Regions from separate parts of the Homo sapiens genome. Here region 1 is linked to region 2. Evidence: read pairs that join two places in POLR2A ChIA-PET (ENCODE). Cell type or tissue: Panc1. All regions are shown on one strand. Links, peaks and the distances in the headings refer to the core of each region. The heading gives the core; the rest is flanking DNA.

Evidence for each region. Peaks named below come from ENCODE experiments on the same cell type or tissue, not always from the same donor. Only the 100,000 strongest peaks of a DNase experiment are listed, where the experiment ranks them.
Region 1: POLR2A ChIA-PET joins it to region 2 with 8 read pairs; 6 of 35 experiments call an interaction of 5 or more read pairs at or near these places.

What each region holds. Positions count from the first base shown.
Region 1 is chr14:31,955,119-31,965,553 of GRCh38, forward strand. It overlaps the pseudogene ZFAND2AP2. Among named protein-coding and RNA genes, the nearest start is that of LINC02313, 15 kb to the left of the region's middle. In Panc1, for the core only: no CTCF peak of the experiment used is centred there; no DNase peak of the experiment used is centred there.
Region 2 is chr14:32,021,266-32,031,700 of GRCh38, forward strand. No RefSeq gene overlaps it. Among named protein-coding and RNA genes, the nearest start is that of ARHGAP5-AS1, 50 kb to the right of the region's middle. RefSeq lists an enhancer at 1-207. In Panc1, for the core only: no CTCF peak of the experiment used is centred there; a DNase peak (open chromatin) is centred at 6,146.

The DNA.
Region 1 (10,435 bases), core at 2,959-7,958, 66 kb before region 2:
TTGATGTGGCAAACTTCATCATTGTCTTATTTTAAGAAATTTCCACAGCCATCCCATCCTTTAGTAACCACCACCCTGATGAGTCAGCAGCCATCAACATAGAGGCAAGACTCTCCACCAGCAAAAAGATTATGGTTCACTGAAGGCTCAGATGATAGTTAACATGTTTTAGCAATAAGGTATTTTTAAATTTAAGGTATGTACATTTAAGGTATGTAGATATAATGCTATTACACTGAATAGACTACATTATAGTGTAAAGATAACTTTTATATGCACTGGGAAACGAAAAAATTTGCTTTTTAGCAATCTTTGCTTTACTGTGGTTATCTGGAACCAAACCCACAATGTGTCTGAGGTATGCCTGTGTTTGTTTTTTGCCAAAATTAGGAAAGTATAAAGAATATATATTTTAGAATAAAATAATATGCAACTCTTCAGTTATGCCTGTATCTGAAGGGCATGCAACGCAGTCCTTTACCAGAGAGAGGGAAAAACGTACACCCACATGTGAGTGTATGCACACACAGCTTCTTCTTAGAAGACACAAGGGATCTGGAAGATGGTACAAAATGTTTCTTTAGCTGTCCATCAAGGCTCCTTTCAGTCCATATGTCAAGCCCTTCTCTCTCATTTTCCTCCTACCTCTCCTGTCCTACCACCTCTTAGAGATTCTTCTCTTTTCCCTCCCTGCAACCTCTTAGCTCTGTTCTAGAGTGTCTTGTTCTTCAGAGGCTGCCTCTGAAAAAAGGAATCATGTGATAAATTGATTTATTAGGAAGCATTTCCAGGAAAATTTGGTGGTGGAGTGGGATCAGGGGGGGATGTATAGAGAGGTATCAAGCAAAGTCCCACAGAGGCACTCTTGGAGACAGAGAAGATCACGCATCAGAGTCATCATCATCGGGAAGGGGTGAACAAAGAGCTGAAGTCATTTACACCCCTGCAACCAACAGTCATTTGTTGTTTAGGCATGACTCCTATCTTCCTCCCCCAGTTGGAAATTCCCAGATACTTCAGCTCTCTGTGCAGGCCTGAAGGTGGTGCTTTAACAGGAGAACAGGGGCTGCCTGTTGGGAGGGAAAGCACAACCAAAGCTGGTGTGTGAGGGGAAGGAGATCTGCTCCACTGGGTGTGTGATGAATCCCAAAGATTCTGGTTCTTAAAAAAAAAAAAAAAAAAAAAAGATTCTGGTTCTTGACGCCACCCAGTAAGGGATGACATAAAGTCTCTCCTGTGCAAGGCCGAGGGAGTGTTTAGATTCTTAGACTGGAGAATCTACAAAACAAACATGCCTTTCTACTACTCATGTGTGTGTCCTGTTTCTCCTGGCAAATCTTTGACGTGTTTTGGCTAAACAGGGTCTGTTTTTTAATTTGTTTTAGAAAACTGAGAGGAGGGAAAGAAATGACAAAAGTGAAGATGAGAGAAAGCCCCACCAGTCCACAAACATGAGCATATTTTAGTTCCACTTTCTCGATTGTTACATAAAATCAAGGATTGATGAGCCTAATTTTCATGCCAATTAGAAACATGTCTCTGGTCCATGAGCTGATAGTCTCTGCCCTGCTTGGAACAGTTCCTGATTCAGCGTCCAGTGCCCACCCCCTCACGGTGTCCTAAGATTCTCACCCCACATCTTGGTTTTTCTTTTACTCTTCCATTGTTTCCTCTCTGTCCACAATTGGTCTTAATTTCTTTATTTCCTTGTTTTTTCTTCTTTGAAAGACATGGGTTGAATAATCAGGAAGAGATGCTGAGAGAGGATGCTCAAACACCAAGTCTGGATCATTTTGGAAACCAGGGTTTTATGTGAGGCAACAAGAGACCTGGTGAGGTAACATTCAATGGCAGGAATTTTAAAATATGCAAATGAATGAAAGCAGGGGTCCCCAAGCCCAAGGCCATGGGACCAGTTCCATGGCCTGTCTGGAACTGGGCTGCACAGCAGGAGGTGAGTGGCAGATGAGTGAGCATTCCTGCCTGAGCTTTGCCTCCTGTCAGATCAGCGGTGGCATTAGACTCTCATAGGAGCACGAACCCTATTGTGAGCTGAGCATGTGAGGGAACTGGGTTTCGTCCTTCTTATGAGAATCTAATGCCTGATGATCTGAGGTGGAACAGTTTTATCCCCAAACCATTCCCCACTCCCCACTGCCCCCACTCCCTGTCTGTGGAAAATCTGTCTTACAGTCCCTGGTGCCAAATGGTTGGGGCCCACTGAATGAAAGGGAATGGGGAGGTACGGAAAGAGTCTGCTGTTCAGGCCCAGCATGTCAGGGTGATTTCTGAGGAAAAGACATATTCTCCCTAAAGAGGAAGATGGGGTTTTGGCCTCCAGAAGACAGGGTGGTGGAGAGGGAAGTGATTAGCAGGGAGGAGGCTGCTGGCAGCCAGCACCTGTGGTAGGGAATTGGGCCACTCACCTTCGGTGCCCCTTGGCGGAAAGGCAAGGTACTTCCTAATGGAGACTGATGAAGCCGGAACTCAGAGAGATAATGAACTGAAACAGGATTCCTCTCTGAACTGGAAGTCAGGGCTGGCGATAATGAATGCAGTTGTCTCTACTGAGCCCAGAAGCTCCACTATGCATGGGACTTTGTGAAATGAGGCCTTCCTTGTAGAACAACAGATTGTAAGGAGAGGAATCTATGTTTAAATTGCTGTTAAACTGAGCTAAGAAAAGTCAAGCAATAGCCTTCCAACTCAACAGATTAATCCTGCAAGCTAGGTGCTTGGAAAACTCTAAGAGGCTTGAAGGCTTCTCAAATCTTCTGGCAACTTCTGAAAGGGAACAGGTGCAAAATTCCTTCTGTCACAAAGGAGATTAAGCATCTCAAGGGCAACTGACAACTCCAAGGTTGTTTTTCTGAATGGAGGGACATCCTTAAATTGCAAGCTTGTAAGATTATGGGGCAAACAAAAGGAGACAGAATTTCAGGCATAAGCACTTCGGTGAGAATCTAGAGAGATGTTTTCTGGTCTGGGGTAGTACCAACAAAATATCCCAGACTTTGAGGCACATTAAAAAAGGGACTGAAGGAATGTCTATTTTCTTTTTATTTTTTATTTTTGAAACGGCATCTTGTTCTGTTGCCCAGAATGGAGCGCAGTGGCAGAATCTCGGCTCACTGTAGCCTCCCCCCGCAAGGTTCAAGTGATTCTTCCACCTCAGCCTCCTGAGTAGCTGGGATTACAGTTTTTCACCACCATGCCCAGCCAATTTTTGTATTTTTAGTAGAGATGGGGTTTTGCTATGTTGGCCAGGCTGGTCTTGAACTCCTGACCTCAGGTGATCCACCCACCTTGGCCTCCCAAAGTGCTGGGATTATAGGTGTGAGCCACCGCGCCCGGCCAGGAATGTTTATCTTTTGACAAGGTCAGATAACAAATCTATGATCCTGGACTCCCAGTGTAACTCCCAACATCACTAACATTTCTACTCTGCAAAACAAGAGAAGTGTGGTCTGGACTGGAGAGATTTGCTTTATAAAAAGGATATTTCATTGATTTTTTTTTTTTTTTTTTTTTTTTTTTTTTTTTTTTTGAGGTAGAGTCTCACCCTGTCGCCCAGGCTGGAGTACAGTGGCGCGATCTCGGCTCACTGCAAGCTCTGCCTCCTGGGTTCACACCATTCTCCTGCCTCAGCTTCCCGAGTAGCTGGGACTACAGGCACCCGCCACCACGCCTGGCTAATTTTTTTGTATTTTTAGTAGAGATGGGGTTTCACCGTGTTAGCCAAGATGGTCTCGATCTCCTGAGCTCGTGATCCGCCCGCCTCAGCCTCCCAAAGTGCTGGGATGATAGGCGTGAGCCACCGCACCCGGCCTCATTGATTTTTAAAATTGATATTTATCTGTATATCTTTTTTTTTTTTTTTTTGAGATAGTCTTGCTCTGTCACCCAGGCTGGAGTGCCATGGCGCAATCTTGGCTCACTGCAACCTCCTCCTCCCAGGTTCAAGTGATTCTCTGTCTCAGCCTCCCGAGTAGCTGGGACTATAGGCATGCGCCATCATGCCCGGCTAATTTTTGTCTTTTTTTTTTGTAGAAACAGGGTTTTGCCATGTTGGCCAGGCTGGTCATGAACTCCTGGCTTAGAGTGGCCTCCCAGAGTGCTGGGATTACAGGTGTGAGCCACTGCTCCCAACTTGTATAGCATTTGATATTTGCATTGTCATTCACTAAATTTCTAACTCCTGCCTTGCATGAATGCCAGTAATATGTATAGTTTGTGCTTTAGAAAATTTTGTGTACATTGAACTTTTGTAAGTCAATCATAATTTTAATGACTAAAGGGTAGTAGTAACACCATACATTTATAAATTACTTCCAAAATTTACGAAACATTGTAGTATATAGGATCTCAGTTTTCATAGTGTCTTTGTGAGGAGATATTGTCATCTCTATTTACCAAACGAGGAAACTAAGACTTACAGGGATTGAGTAAATGTGCTCAACCAGCTGCTGCTTCCTGGCTTGTGGAAATCAGTTCTCCTGACTATAAATCTTATTTTTTTGTTTATTCTGTACTCAGTTAAATTAATTCCTTCATAGAGTAAATGGTCATTCTGCCAAGTTAATTTTTCTATTGTATGTGTGTGTATGTAATGTCAACAGATATTTATTTTTATTTACCAAGTTGTTGTAAGGTGGCATATACCCATAATGGGTCAATATTCAATGTCAACTAAGACTAAAATAAGGATTATCATCCTCATATTGTGGGTGAAAAAAAAAAAAAGAAAGAAAGACTCATGAGGTTAAGTGGATTTCCTAAATGCCTGGTAAAATGTTGATATCAGCACTGGGTATTTTAAGCCTCCTGTTTAGCCCATGAAGCACCCCTAGATTTTCATGTCTTGCTTTGATAGGCTGGTTATCATAATGCCCATAAGAACTGCTCCTGTAGAGTTACAATGTTTGAGCTTACACAAGAGTCAGGGACAGATCCGGGTTACACAGTCTGGCAGACCAATTTTAAGAAAAATAATACAAAACTCATGAAGATTCTGAAGTTTAAACTTCCTTAGCTTCACGGTAAATCCACTTCTGCCAAAACCTGGCAGGATTCTCCAGCAGCTCTCTTTCTAGCAATCACCACATACCACATCCCAGAGTCACAGTGTCTCAATGGGCAGGAATGAATTGACTTTTGTTTCCCTTCGTCAGTGGGGACACGTCCTGAAGAGGTGGAGTGAAGCCCCAATTGAGGGCAAAGATATAGACAGCAGCTAGCCATTTGAAATGCATTCAAGTCTCTAAGATCAGATAAATTTACTTTCCAGAGAACCAAAACAATTTAAAGAGATGACGGAGGAACTGCTTTTAACAGTCTTTGAACAAGTTGCCGAAGAATCAATATCCACAGATCAGAAGGAAAATTGTTACCTCACATTTCAAAGGTAGATTCTGGAAATTACAGGCTGATAATCTTCACATTAGCTACCAGCAAATTTCTGGAACAGATTATCAAACAGTTTGTTAAAATATGTGAAAAGGGGAGACATGATTATTATGTTCTAATATGCATTCACCAAAAATAAATGATCACAAATTAACTTCATTTTTACTTTTCATTGAAATTTGGTGTTAGGTTGTTTGCATTGCTATAAAGGAATACCTGAGGTTGGGTAATTTATAAAGAAAAGAGGTTTATTTTGGCTCATGCTTCTGCAAACTGTACAAGAAGTGTGATGCTGACATATGCTTCTGGCGAGGCCTCAGGAAGCTTCCAGTCATGGCAGAAGAGGAAGAGCATGTCACATGGTGAGAGAGGGAGCAAGGAGTGGGGGGAGGTGCCATACTCTTTTTCTGAGATGGAGTCTCACTTTGTCACCCAGGCTGGAGTGCAGTGGCATGATGTCAACTCACTGCACCCTCCACCTCTTGGGTTCAAGCGATTCTCCTGCCTCAGCCTCCTGAGTAGCTGGGACTACAGTCGTGCCATCATGCCACCATGCCCAGCTAATTTTTGTATTTTTAGTAGAGAGGGGCTTTCACCATGTTGGCCAGGCTGGTCTTGAACTCCTGACCTCAAGTGATCTGCCCACCTTGGCCTCCCAAAGTGCTGGGATTACAGGCGTGAGCCACTGCGCCCAGCCACTTACTCTTTTTTTTTTTTTTTTTGAGACAGAGTCTCGCTCTGTCACCCAGGCTGGAGTGCAGTGGCGCAATCTTGGCTCACTGCAACCTCTGCCTCCCTGGTTCAAGCAATTCTTCTGCCTCAGCCTCCCAAGTAGCTGAGACTACAGGCACGTGCCACCATGCCTGACTAATTTTTTGTGTTTTTAGCTTACTCTTTTAAACAACTGGATGGCATGTGAAGTTGTAGAGTGAGACTGTTTACTGAGTGGAAGACACCAAGCCATTCATGAGGGATCTGCCCCCATGACCCAAACACCTCCCACTAGGCCCCACCTCCAACACTGAGGTCACATTTCAATATGAGATTTGGAGGGGACACACATCCAAGCCATATTAAATATTAAACCCAAAGATCAGGGGGATACATTTGGGTTTAAGGAGGCTATTGGACAGAATCTTTTATGATATGTTTACAGACAAGTCGGAGAAATGTATATCGAATTATGGAATAGTTAAGTAGATTGATTTGGCCGACTGATAGAGTGAGGTGGATTAGTGCTAAAGTAGAAAGAAGAATTGCTCATTTCTTTTCAGCATTTATCGGGGACAATGGAGATACAAAGATGAATAAGACAGGGCTCCTGCCTTCAGGAGTTCAGCAGAGAAAAAATATATCTAAACAACTAGTTATGATGATCATGGAGAGAGCTGCACCAGGGATATGTGAGGAATATGAGATGACAGAAGGAGAGCCACTGGGTGAGGGGTGGGAGACCTGTATGGTAATTAGTGATGTCCAGCTGTTGCAGACTCGCTTATCAAAGAGTGAGGATTTCAAGTAGAGATGAGATTACTGTCTGTCAGGCAAGAATATTGAATCAGATGGACCTTTCACATGCTTAGTCCTGAATTTGCTCATGGTTAAGCCACAACAGCTGGTCTTGGCATACCTACGCCTGCTCAGAGCTCTGAGCATAGGAATCCACAGCCGGATTGGTGGAACTGAATGATAGATAATAGAGTCTGCTTGGAGATCACAACCACATCAAGATTAGAGAGGGACTGAAAGCTTGTTAGCTTGTTGAGATTATTGGGATCCTCATAAAAGGGAATATATTTGGCTATTGAAAAAATTACAAGCTAAAGGGTCCCAGGAATTAAGGGAACTTCCGGTCTGGCAAATGAAAGCTGACAAAATGGGCGGGAGGCTCCCCATTCAGAGGGATTATATTTATGTCTGAAGAGTGCTAAAATTCTCCATACTCTCCTCATTTCAAGGCTTTTTCAAGCCATTGAAAAGACTGATTCTGCCTTTCTAAAGAACAATGTGAGTTATTTAGCATTTATAAGAAATATTTCTGTAATGCCACCTCAGGGTTTGAAAATAACCTGGATGAGGCACATGTTAAATCTGAAAATCCTAATAATGTCAACCTTGTTTCCTGTGCAGAGCATGGTTTAAAATGAAATATTAAGTCGTTGAGTCATTTAAGTACCTGGAAACAATTCACATTGGACTGGGAAGAATTTATTAGAAAAACACATCTCAATCCCTCAGCATAGGAGCCTGTATCTCACTGTGCACGGTGGTCACCAGCAGAATTCTATGAGTCTATCACCTGCAAGTGGCATGGCCTAAATTCTGACTAGGAATCTTTTCCCCACCCCAAATTCACTGTAACAAGATAGTCACACATCTTCAAAATTCTTTATAAATGGATATCCCTAGGGGCTCACCCTTTCTCAGATTGGCACCCTCCTCTGAGGACAAAAACTGGGCATGTGGTGTGAGCGAAGCCCTTTTCATGAGGCCAGCTCCTAATTACGCACAGCCTTTCTCCAGTGTTCTCAGCCTCAAAGCCCGGCAAGCACAATTAACTCATGTTGCAGGGCTCTGGATAATGCTGGTCATTTAATGTGGTTGAATATCACAGCCAGGGCCTTCCTGTTTCCAAACCAGTCAATAGAGTTGTGGGCCCTTGAGTGTGTTTCACAGCCTTTTGCCATCCCCATGGAAAACAAAGACAAGTTTGATGTGTGTGCCCTGAATACTTAGCATAAGATGCTGAAGTCTAGCCATTTACTCTGCACGGGAATGGAAGGTTGTGGTTTTTAGACAAATTAGGGTAGAGCTCAGTTTGCTAGGCAGCACCATGCCTCTGTATTCACAGGTCTCAATGTGACTAGAAGGATCTTTAGTCACAAAATATTATCTGTTCTCCTGCATAAACACACAGGCATCATACTTCAGTTCCTTCAGAAACTTAAAAATATTTTTTTTTTAAATTAACCATCCATTTTTGTACCCTGGCATTTCATGTTTTATTTGTAAAACCACTTGTGTTCTTTAAAATTTAATGGAACAATATTAAATAAATAATCCAGAAGCAGCATAATAAAACACCAGTACATCCAGACTGACTCCATGCTCTGAGGAATGGGTGATGTATAAATCTTGTCTTCTTTCTATTCAAGGAACAAACTGCCCTGCTAATCTGCACATGTGAAAACCCAGCTGGGATAGGCCTTAGCCCCTTGGCTCTCAGTAACAGAAGGGAATACTGATTTGTACATAGGCAGCCTCTTCATTTTATCCACAATAGCTTGGCAGTCAGATTATTCCTACGTTTTGGTTGAAAAAGAAATACTATGAATAGCAGTAGAGCATGTGGAACCAGTGGACGGGAGTGTACTGTGAGTGAGCATCCAATCCATTCCTCTCTCCTCCCTCTTCCTCCCCACCCTCCATTTGTAAGCAACATGATCTCAAACATCATAGGCAGGCAGGAATCAAAACTTACAGAGATCTTACAAAAGATGCATCCTCACACACTTACCCAGGTTACGCCTAGCAAGTACACGGCACTTCGTGGCATACACTTAGCTAATTCACCTCCCTCTGTCTCCATTCCACACTCCAACCCTTATTCCATTTAACTCATTTTCTCTACTGACTTCTAGTTAAGCATCTTTAAGTCAGCTTATATCCATTTTGGAACAAGGTACAGAATAGATGAATGGATGGATAGATAAATCGTTAGAGACAGATAATTACATTATCATTTACTAACTATTTATGGCATAGAGGTATTTTAAATAAATAGAGAGAAACCAAGGTGACATTCCTACCAAATGATCAAGCCACACTAAATCTTTCAGTTCTTTTAAGCTACTCTTCTCTCATTCTCCCTAGACTCCCTAACCAACTAACTCATCAAAGTCTTATTTTAAGAAACACCGACTCTGGGAAATCTTTCATCGTCTCCCAGGGCTAGGTTAGTTGCCCTCATTATGTGCTCCCATGGCATGCTGTCCCCCACCAGAGCATCCTCATGCCAGTCTGTACTGGAACTGCTTGTGTACATACTGGTGCTCAAAAGAAGGATGCTTCAAGAAGAAAGAGATGCTGCAGATGGCTGTGCCCAGTGTCGTGGCAACTTCTGTATTCATCATAGACATCCTCTGGACCACAGCTGCAGACGTGGGAGCCGCCCCACCATCAAAGCTGGCTGAGAAGAGACTCTCGGCTGTGATGACGCTGGCTTAGAACTTGCAGTAACATAAGTAGAACCTGAAGTCCAGGTGCTTAGCAGGGTACAGCAGACTGTACCAGTGGTTGCTGAGGAAGAATTATTTTTTTTAAATATACCAGCCTTTGACCGCCTACTCTAAGGTTTCATGGTCCTGTTTTCACACTTTCTTCCAGTGGTGTTTCATTGTGGTCTTAACAACCTTGACATCGACACCTTACTTTAAAAGAGAAGGAGCCACTCTTCAAGTATGTGCTCAGGGAGACTAACCATTTCCTGGGCACCATCACTCCCAGCTAAGCTTTTGGTCTGGAGAACTTGGGGCCTCCTTGCCATGATTTATCATTCTGGTGTCATTCCCGGACCGCCTGCCTGCTCCCCCCGTTCAGCTTTTCATCCTCATTTCAAGGCTGTTTGCTCAGCCTTTGCTATAGCTGTTGCAATTGTGTTTTGGATCTTACCTCCTGGCATGCTGTAGGGCTTGGCTGAGGAAGCTGCCAGAGGCTGAGCCCAGCAGAGGGGTGCTCCCAGAGCTCATGAGGAAGGGGAGAAGGTTGGGAAGGGACTCTGAAACACACTTGTGCTTTCTGAGCCGGGAAGAGGATTCATGAAGCAAACAGCTTAGAATGTCTTTTGGAACAGTCCCAGTAACAAGGGTCACCAACGTGGTATGGCTTCCTGCCAGGCTGTCCTTAATTCTTCCTGCCCCCTCAGACTCTCATGGTGTTGTCACCTCCCAACAAAATGATTGTAATTCTCTCCAAATTGTGCATCATTTGAAGTGACCCCCAAAGCGGCCCTGAAGGCAGGGCGCAGCTG
Region 2 (10,435 bases), core at 3,307-8,306:
CTTGACCAGTTTCTTTCTTTCTCCTCTCTCAGAGAGATCCCAGTAGCAGCCAGATTGGGACCCCTGCCTCCCATAAGATGTTTACATACTGCAGCCAGCCCTATGGGAGCCAGGAAGGCCTGCAGAACTAGATCCTGCTCAGTTGAAGTAGGACGAGGGCTTAATTACACACCCTCCCCCCATTAAGTCCTGATTTCCACACATGAGGCTGCTATTAGGCCCACAGTCTATTTAAGAATGCTCCCAGGACAGATTAAAGAAAATCAGTCTGAGCCTCTTAGGAGGGAGCATCTCATCTCTACTAGAGGAGGAAGCAGTACATGGTGAACAAAGCCAACAGAGCAGCTAGAACCAGAGAAGGCAGGGCTTAAACCCTGGCTTAATAAGGACAAGATGGCTGAGTGCAGTGGCTCACGCCTATTACCCCAGCACTTTAGGAGGCTGAGGCGGAAGGATCACATGAATCCAGGAGTTTGAGACCAGCCTGGGCAACATAGTGAGACCTCATCTCTACAAAAAGTAAAAATTAGCTGGGCGTGGTGGCTCACACTGTAGTCCCAGCTACTTGGGAGGCTGAGGTGGAGGATCACCTGAGCCCAGGAGGTGGAGACTGCAGTGAGCTGTGAGCATGCCACCATACCCTATCTTGGGTGACAGAGTGAGACCTTGTCTCACAAAAAAATATATATTATATATATATTTTTCATATATATGTATATATATGTGTGTATATATGTATATATATGTATATATGTATATATGTGTATATATACGTATATATGTGTATATATATGTATATATGTGTATATATGTATATATGTGTGTATATATGTATATGTGTGTATATATGTATATATGTGTGTATATATACATATATATATGAAAGAAGGCATGTGATGAGCATTCTGCTTCCTGCTTCTATATAATTTTTATATGTGTGTGTGTATACATATATACATATATATATACATATATATATATATATATATATATTAGATGGGATTGTCCTGCAGCTAGTAACAGAAAATCCACTATATCTATAGTTCGTTTACTTAAGAAAATCTTGAGCTAGGCAGTCCCAGGTCCCCTTTTGGTCACAAAATGGTTGCCATAACTCCAGGCATCCTAACCTCACAAAGCCGTTTCCAAAAGCAGGAAGCAGAATGCTCATCACATGCCTTTTTTTTTTTTTATTAACTATAATAGTAACTAACATTTTCTCGGCATTTACTTTATGTCAGGTGCTATCCTGAGCACTTTGTAGGTTTTAATTCTACAGCCGATTAAAAAAAACAAAGCATAAAAAGCAGAATTAACTTTCTCAGTATGACACAGGCAAGAAGTGATAGAACTGGGACTTAAACTCTGGCAGTTCAGCTCCAGAGCCCTTACGGTGTCAAACCACTTCTCCATTAAGGAAGAAGAGGTTTCCCAGAAGCACCTCAATACACCTTACCTTATGTGTCATTGTTTAGACCTGTGTCACATGACTGCCTGGCAGCAAGGGAGGCTGAGAGAATACAAGTAACTGCCTATTTCAACCTTAAGGAAGATGGGGGCTGTGAAGGTCAGTTGAATAGCCAACCGATAGCGTCCACCATGGTTACAAAAGTAGCAATGGGCTTTGTTACAGGGGAAAGGTCTGGTACACTAAGGACCCTTAGGTGAAAGGCCGAGGTCACTGGGCTATTTGGCTCACTGCCATTGAGAGAAAAGCCAAGATGCCACTGACAACCAGCTAGAAGTGGTGAAAATGCCAGCAGCCTCACAGTCTTATCTTCCATGCAGTCACTGGAGTATCTGTGCATAAGCAGTTTTTACTAAATTCTTCATCCTGATTTAATGGGGAGGAAATCAGATGCAACAGGTATGGTTCTTTGTGCTTGTTGAATGGCTTTAAAACAAGCTTTCAGATACTGGTTGCCATAGGGGAAGGCAGCAGGAGGACAAATCAGCTGTATTTTAAGCTAATTACCAAAATGTTGCAATACCTGTCAGATAGGGACATTTTGTTCCAGTGTCAGTGTTTGTGGAACAAAACACTGGGAAGGAAGGAGGAGTATTACGTAGGCAATTTGTTCTACATATGCTCGAAAAAAGCCTCTCAGATACCTGACACAGTTACATTCCAAGTGTTATTGTACCTGCTTATAAACTTGGGTAGAATCTCATTTTATAAGCTTGAAGAGACTTCCTAATTGCTACATTTAGACCCAAAGCTCATTAAACTTGAAGCCTATTGCTATAATATACTAAAACATACTGTATTGTTTCCTGGGTTTAAAATTCCTTGCACAAAGCAAATGTTAGGTGTACAATTCATTTGCAAGTGACATGTTGGGGGATGGAGGAAGAGGTGGGCACCAAGGGATGTGCTTGGCTTGTTCCAACACATTAAAGCCGGAGAAAGTAAATGATGCTGCATCCTTGCGCAATGACTGTATTTCAATGCAACACAATATTTTAATAAAATATGACACACTTTTCAAATGTTAGGTGGTTATGTCAGAGGCATGTGAACCAGAGCAACTCCATCTTAAACAGGAAGTGGGTAAAATGAGGCTGAAATCTACTGGGCTGCATTCCCAAATGGTTGAGGCATTCTAAGTCACAGGATGAGATAGGAGGTCAGCACAAAATTCAGGTCATAAAGACCTTGTTGATACCTTCGCCCACTTTTTGATGGGGTTGTTTGTTTTTTTCTTGTAAATTTGTTTGAGTTCATTGTAGATTCTGGATATTAGCCCTTTGTCAGATGAGTAGGTTGCGAAAATTTTCTCCCATTTTGTGAGTTGCCTGTTCACTCTGATGGTAGTTTCTTTTGCTGTGCAGAAGCTCTTTAGTTTAATTAGATCCCATTTGTCAATTTTGGCTTTTGTTGCCATTAAAATAGGTTGCAATAAAGGAGCCAGCCAAAACCCACCAAAACACAAATGGCAATGAGGGTGACCTCTGGTCATCCGCACTGCTACACTCCCACCAGAGCCATGACAGTTTACAAATGCCATGGCAACATCAAGAAGTTACCCTATATGGTCCAAAAAGGGGAGGCATGAATAACCCACCCCTTGCTTAGCAGATCTTCAAGAAATAGTCCTAAAAATGGGCAACCAGCAGCCCTCAGGACTTCTCTGTCTAGGAGTAGCCATTCTTTCATTCCTTTACTTTCTTAATAAGCTTGCCTTCACTTTGCACTGTGGACTTACCCTGAATTCCTTCTTGTGGGAGATCCAAGAACCCTCTCTTGGGGTCTGGATTGGGACCCCTTTCCTATAACAGTTATGTTTTGCAGTTTTATAAATTGCAAGGTTGTTCATTTTTGCCCCAATTTTTCTTTCTCTTTTTTGGTCATTATAATAGTACTAACAGCTAAGGAATGCTATAAAATGAGCAGGGTTTTGAACTGCCGTTAGTCTATTCAGAAAATAATTAAAGGTACACTGAAGACAGTTTGCAATGAGAAGACACTGAGAACTCACAAAGCAAACCTATCCAGCTCTGTTTTCTCTCCCGGGCCCTAGTGAGCTATCACCTCCACTGTCACTAATTTCCCTGAGCCTCAGTTTTCTGATCTACAAAATAGGAATCCATGATCCTATGGACTCCATGATCTCTGAAGCTTGTGATCTCCAGGACCTTTGAAGTTCTGAAGTTCTAACGTTCAATGATGCTACACACTCTGAGTCAGGATTTAACAAAATTTCCAAATTTTACTGACATGCTTTTCTGTATGCTGCTAAGAATGTTTAACAAAGAGATAAAACACTATATAATAAGAAAAATATCTTCATTCAAAAAATAGACTATGAAAAGGATAAACGCTTTGTGTGACCAGGACCTTTTTTCTTCATACTGTTTCCTGTATCCTCACTGACAAATAATGCTAATATGTGAAACCCTCTCAAGGCATGGAAATAGCCTTGTTCAGTTGGATGTTAAAATGGCATTTTCCATGCATTATGCATTATGAATGGAAGGTTAATGAAATTGTGCATGTCTCAGTTTTCACTCTGCAGGTTATTTTGCAATAGGGACGAGACTATCCTACCTTTAATTTCGTGTTTTATTAAATTAAATGCATTTCAAAGAAAGGGCCATTTTATTCCACTGTTCTGTCTTTTTTTCACTAGCAAGATGGCATGCTAAATGCTTTTTCCTGTTGATTCTTTTAAAAGTCTGTGGTTTCCAGTGAATTTGATATAAGCACACACTTTCGACATAGAAGAAATAACTATGAATTTATTTGAGTCAGAAGTCCTTAAAACTGAGACAGGAGCTTCCATTTGGACTTTAAACATATCCCTTAACTCAATAGTTCTCACCTAGAGGGCTGTTCCCACTGGGTGGGACAACATTTGATCTGTATGATGGTCCCATGCATTGTATGGTATGAGCATCCCTGGCTCCCACCCACTAAATAATTGCGACAACCATCATTGTGACAACCATCCCAGCTCCGCACACATTTCCAAATGCCAGCTTCTCTGAAAGAGTCCAAATTGGGAGAGTCCCTCTGGAGAAAAGAGGCCCAAGAATAAGAAGTTGATTTTCAAAAGCCTGAAGAGACTCTGTGTGTATGTGGAGAAATGTGGCTTCAAACATTCCAGCCCACGTCTCCAATTAATGCATCTTCACAACGTCATTGCTCCCTGGATGATGACACTTACATGAAGAGAAAAATCATAAGAGAGGACATTTGAAAATCACCTGGTTTATAGCAAATCAAACGCTTCTCCTAGACCTAGGAATGGGACCTCTTGCCATGTTACTTTATGGAAAATGTAGACTAGTTTCTCTTTCGTACTCTGTAGAATAGATTAAGTGTGGTTGACCATAAAATGATTCTTCAGAAGTAAAGATCCTGCATAGGAAACACACACAGGAGAATGAGTGGATTTTGTTTTCATATTCCAGATCCCTCTGTGGCAGCAGGGTTTTGAATTCCAATAAAATTTAACATCCAGGTATTGGGGGCTAAAGAAGACGGATGTGCTCTTGAGCCCTGGCAGTGTAAAGGACGAATAAGTCATGTTCTCTGCCTTTGAGGCTCACAGTTGTGCCTGGGAGACGGACACTTGGATAACCAGGATATAAAATAATCAACACCACCAATGGGGTCTGTTTATGGGGTATGGGGATCTGGTGAAGGGACACGTGATTTCATCCAGCCATAGGGGTGTGTCGGGGGAGGGGGAGGCGGAGACTGGCAGATCAGGGAAAGCTTCTGAGAGAAGGTGTCGATTGAGTTGGGTGTTAAAGGATAGATGGGCATTTACCAAGGGGTGATGGGGTAGGGAATAGCATTCCAACCAGAGAACAGCATATGTGTGATCACAAAAGTGTGAAAGAGAATGGAGAAAATTCAGTGTGGTGGGACATTGGTGGAAGGGTAGTGCACAGAAGGGTAGAAAATGAGTAAGGGCAGCAGGCTCAGAAGTCAGGGCTTTATATTATACCTAGAAAGGAACCAATTCAGAGTTTTAAGTAAGAAAGTAAAATAACCAGACTTACATGGGGATAAGAACTCTGGTAGAAGTGTGGAAGTTGGGTAGATGCAGACAAACTTTTTTTCTTTTTTTTTTGAGACAGAGTATCGCTCTGTAGCCCAGGCTGGAGTGCAGTGGCGCGATCTGGGCTCACTGCAACTTCCACCTCCCGGGTTCAAGTGATTCTCCTGCCTCAGCCTCCCAAGTAGCTGGGATTACAGGCACTCACCATCATGCCCGGCTAATTTTTTGTATTTTTAGTAGAGAGGGAGTTTCATCACCGTATTGGTCAGGCTGGTCTTGAACTCCTGACCTCATGATCTGCCCGCCTCAGCCTCTCAAAGTGCTGGGATTACAGGCATGAGCCACCGTGTCCAGCCCAATGCAGACAAACTTTAGCCAGGGATACCAGTTAAGTGACAGTGACTTGCATACTTCATTTTTTTTTCTTTTTTCAGATGGGGTAAGAAGGTATATACTTCACTTTTAAGCATTCATCCTAAGAAGATTTAGGAAACCAAGCAAATCCATGGCAAATTGAAGGCAGATAATAAATTTGAAGATTTTCACCAGTGAAATGTTTAATGATTTACCTTGTTATTCATATTGTGAGTGTCGGCTCTAAGCACTGTTCCTTTCTCAACAAGGAGGCACTGAAGCATTTTCTTACACCACGTCATGATGTTTGTATGCTATATCCCCACTATGGTAGTCACAGCTTGTTGAGTCAGATTTACACCCGGAAGAAAAGTAACCATTGATATCCTGGGTGGACTGGCTCTGGGTTCTGACCAACGACAGGTGCCCTTTATTGTATAAGGTCTGTCTAACAAATCCTTTCACAGTGTCTGAGCATAAGACATCAACAGAGACTCGCAGAAAACACAATGGCAAAGAAGCCAAGATGCACAAAAAGCTCATAGAAGCTGTGAATGAGAAGAAACCTGGAGATGCTGAGAAAAGCAGAGAGGCCAGTCAGAAGCAGCAGGAAAGAAAGATGCTGAGCCAGAGAAGAGCTGAGTCCTGTGGGTGGGGCAGCCAATGTCCTCTGGACAGGTGCTCCTGAGCTTCCAGGACTATTGTCCCACAATTAGAGCCCTTCATGTCACCTATGCAGTGTTCTGATGCCAATAAGCTGGCTGTTTGGCTGCTTAGATTTTTTTTTCCTGCTCTTATTTTCTGTGTCTCTAAAAAAACCAAATTCAAATTAACTGAGATAACTTGTGTAGTCTCTTGCAAACCGAAGGAAACTGACACATCTCACCGAGTGAGATAGCAGCATTGCTTCATAGTTAATAATGAAAACAGACCAAGCACAGTGTCTCATGCCTATAATCCTAGCACTTTGGGAGGCCAAGGCGGGAGCATCACTTGAAGCCAAGAGTTCAAGACCAGTCTGGGCAACATAGCAAGACCCCCTTCTCTACAAAAAATTTTTTAAAAAAATTAGCCAGATGTGGTGGTGTGTGTCTATAGTCCCAGCTTCTTAGGAGACTGAGGCAGGAGGATCACTTGAGCCCAGGAGTTCATGGGTGCAGTGAGCTATGATTACCCCATTGCACTCCAGCCTGGGTGACAGAGTGAGACCTCATCTCTAATAATAATAATAAACAGCTACCATTTACTGAGCGCTCATTATGTGCCAGGTACTGTGACAAGAGTCGTATGTACACGATCTCATTTAAACCCCATGACAACATTGCGAGACAGATTCTTCCATTATCATCATTTTGCATATGAGGAGAGGGGGTCAGAGAAGTGAAATAATGTGCCCACATTCACAGGGCTAGTCAATGGCATACTGGGGTCTGAATCCAGGTCCACCAGGCTCTAGAACTGGCATTCCTGACAAATGTACCTGGCAGAGATGGCTAGATGCTCCCCTACAGTGGTGCTTCACCTTCCACAGAACACAGTTGTTGCTGGGAAGTCTCTACCTAGCTGGTCACTACATTTCCCAACCCTCCTTGCTTCCAGGGGGAGCCATGTGACTAGTTTTTGCCAGTGGGATATGCATTTTGGTTTTGAGTGTCACCTGTGGGCTGAAAATGCTTGCTTCACAACTTCCTCTTTTGCCAGCTCAATGCCGAGACCACAAGGCTCCAGGGAACAACAGAAGCACATTGTGGAAAAGTCCAGGTCTCTGAGTCACAACAGAAGAAAACTGCTGAACAAGAGCACCTGGATTATATTATCACATGAGCTAGAAATAAACTGGAATTTGGGGGTCTATTTGTTTCCGCAGTTTAACTAATAAAGCTACACTGCCTCCCTTTCTTGCCTTGGGGGCTGAGAGCAGTAAAACAGGCTTACAGCTCAAAGCTCTGGGGCTCTGGTAGGTTACTCAATGAGTTGCTGAAACATTGTGGAAACTACCTCAGCTTGCACTGTTTTCCCAAACCAAGAGTAGCTCCCTGTTTTTATTCAGCATAACAGAAAAACCAGGCATCATAAACACAGAGTATGTTTGTAAACACATTATACTCATGCCTTCGCCAAATCCTTGAAAACTCACGAGAAAAAAATCAACAGAGCACTGAGCGTCGTAGCACCTCTCATCTGTTAGAAGCCTCCTCCATTCTAGTCCGATTTATATTTAGACGTTATTTCCTATTTTACACCCCCGCCTGCCGAATCGCAGCCACCTTTGGTGTGAAACATGGCACCTGCTTAATGGGCGCACAAGAGATGACACAGCTGTTTTCAATAGTAAGCGAAAGAGTAACACACCTGGGAAAAGGCAGAATGACTGGAAAGGAGAAAAGCTGGGAATTTGGAAAGTTTGCCTATACTGCCACGTTGCTCAGTTGTGGCCTATGTCAATGATGTGGGCAACTGGGATTGATCCTACCAGGACTCTCAAAGGACACAGAGTGCGTCTCAGAGTTATCTGCCTGCAGAAGAGGAGAAAACATTTACCCATTAACTTTCATCCTCTTTTGGCCAAGGGTTGCCCTGTAGGGTGTTAAGACCCTTCTACTTCCAGGTTGCACATTCCTGAAGGCTGGCCAGCAGGTATATTACGCTCAGGTGTCAAAGAGGCCCCCATTAACCAAAAAAAGGATATGAGGTGGGTCAGCAGTAGTGTCTGATACAGGCCTCAATGCTGAAAAATGCAGGTGAGATTTAAATTACCTTCTAATGCTGACATACAATGTCACTGCCCACACACCACTCCTCACCTGGCTGGGTAAAGACACAGGCTCGGGAAATGGGAGCTTTGCCTCTAGTTTTGGAATTTCTGCTGCTGGTTACTTGACTTAAGCAAACCATTTAATATCTGGGCATCTTACCTCTAAAATAGGGACATTAGGCTAATTCATTATTTCCCAAAATATGTTCAATGGTACACTAATGTTACAGAATGTTAATTAACAGGTATACCTGGGAAGAAGGGGTTTTGTGGCCAAATAACATGGGTATATGGAGCTAAAAATAAGTTATACCAATTTCTTCCCTGAAGGATATCTCAGTCTTCTTAATATATAACTGCACAAAATCCTTTATTTGAGAAACATCTCACAGAAGTAGGTTGTTTTTTATGTTAATATTTATTGAGCACATACTATTTGCCAGGCATCATGCTAAGAACATTTCATGTACTAGTTTTTTTATTTATGTATTTTAAAAATATTTGTTAAACTCTGCTATGTACACCACATTGTTCCTGGCACTGGAGATACCTCCATGAAAAAGGTAAAATTCCTGATTTTTACCTTGAGGGTGAGGTAGAGGGAAGACAGACAATAAACAAGTAAACAAATACATAAACAAAAAATTGGCATACATTATCTTATTCTCACAACAACTAGCAAGACAGGGACTGTTTTATCATGCTTATTTATAAATAATGAAACTAAGGATCAGAGAGGGTACCTTATTTAAAAATCAGGGAGGTGGAAATGCCAGAGCTAGGACAATATCTGCATTGAAGTCTACTTCACAAATGTTTTTGACATCGTGTTCATGGAACTGGATTAATCGGTATCCTGGGTCCATTGCATACCTTGTCATTGATCCATCTAAAGCTAATGCCCATAACCAATATGGTTTCAATCACTCTGATCTATGTCTCTTCCACCATCCTGAAGGCTAGTACTCTGCATAAAACCAGTTTGAGAAACAATGCCCTAGAGAGTCTGGAGAAAGGACCTCTGGGTCTAATAGGACAAGCAGTCGCAAAAGATTTCAACCATACACAGGGTGGACAATCGGAACTCAAATGATTGAGAGGTGATGGAGTTGCAAAGTACTGCATAATGTCTTGTAAATTATGCCTGTCAACAATTCTGAATAGTCTTACATTATTATTGTCTTCTTACCATAACAATTAAATTTTTTCTATAAACAGTAAATGATGTTTGTGGAAGTTCTTGCAACTTTAGTAGTCTAAAGAGTGACTTGTCAGTGATAAGCTGATTTTAAAAGTGTATACTTTATCTTGATATCTCCCTTTGAAGAATATAAAAAATCCAGGGCCCAATTTTGATGATCCTTTGGTCTGTGTTATCACTATCAGAAATAATAAAGTAGGGAAAGGAGGATTATACTTTCTGCATATGGCCTATTGAAATGGTCAGGATTGTTGAATGTTAGAAAGAACAAAATATCCTTTGAAGGTATAAACCATTTGTATGTAGATAAGCTTTCATAAATGCTTTGTTATATTTTAGCATTGAAAGACTCCCTTAAAACTCAATCTAGATCGAATTTGACTTTAAAACTTCCCAACCAGAAGGAACTTGGGAGTGTTATAGTTTATGTAATGTTCTCTCTTCTCTCGCACAGAAGAGAGAAACATTACACACACACACATACACACACACACACATACACACACACACACATCATTATTTTTCTTCCACTTCTACTGACTGAGTTTCGGCTGGGTCATATTCTTTAGGCATGCCTTAGGGAAATGAATGGGAAATGAAAAAAAAAAAAGAGCA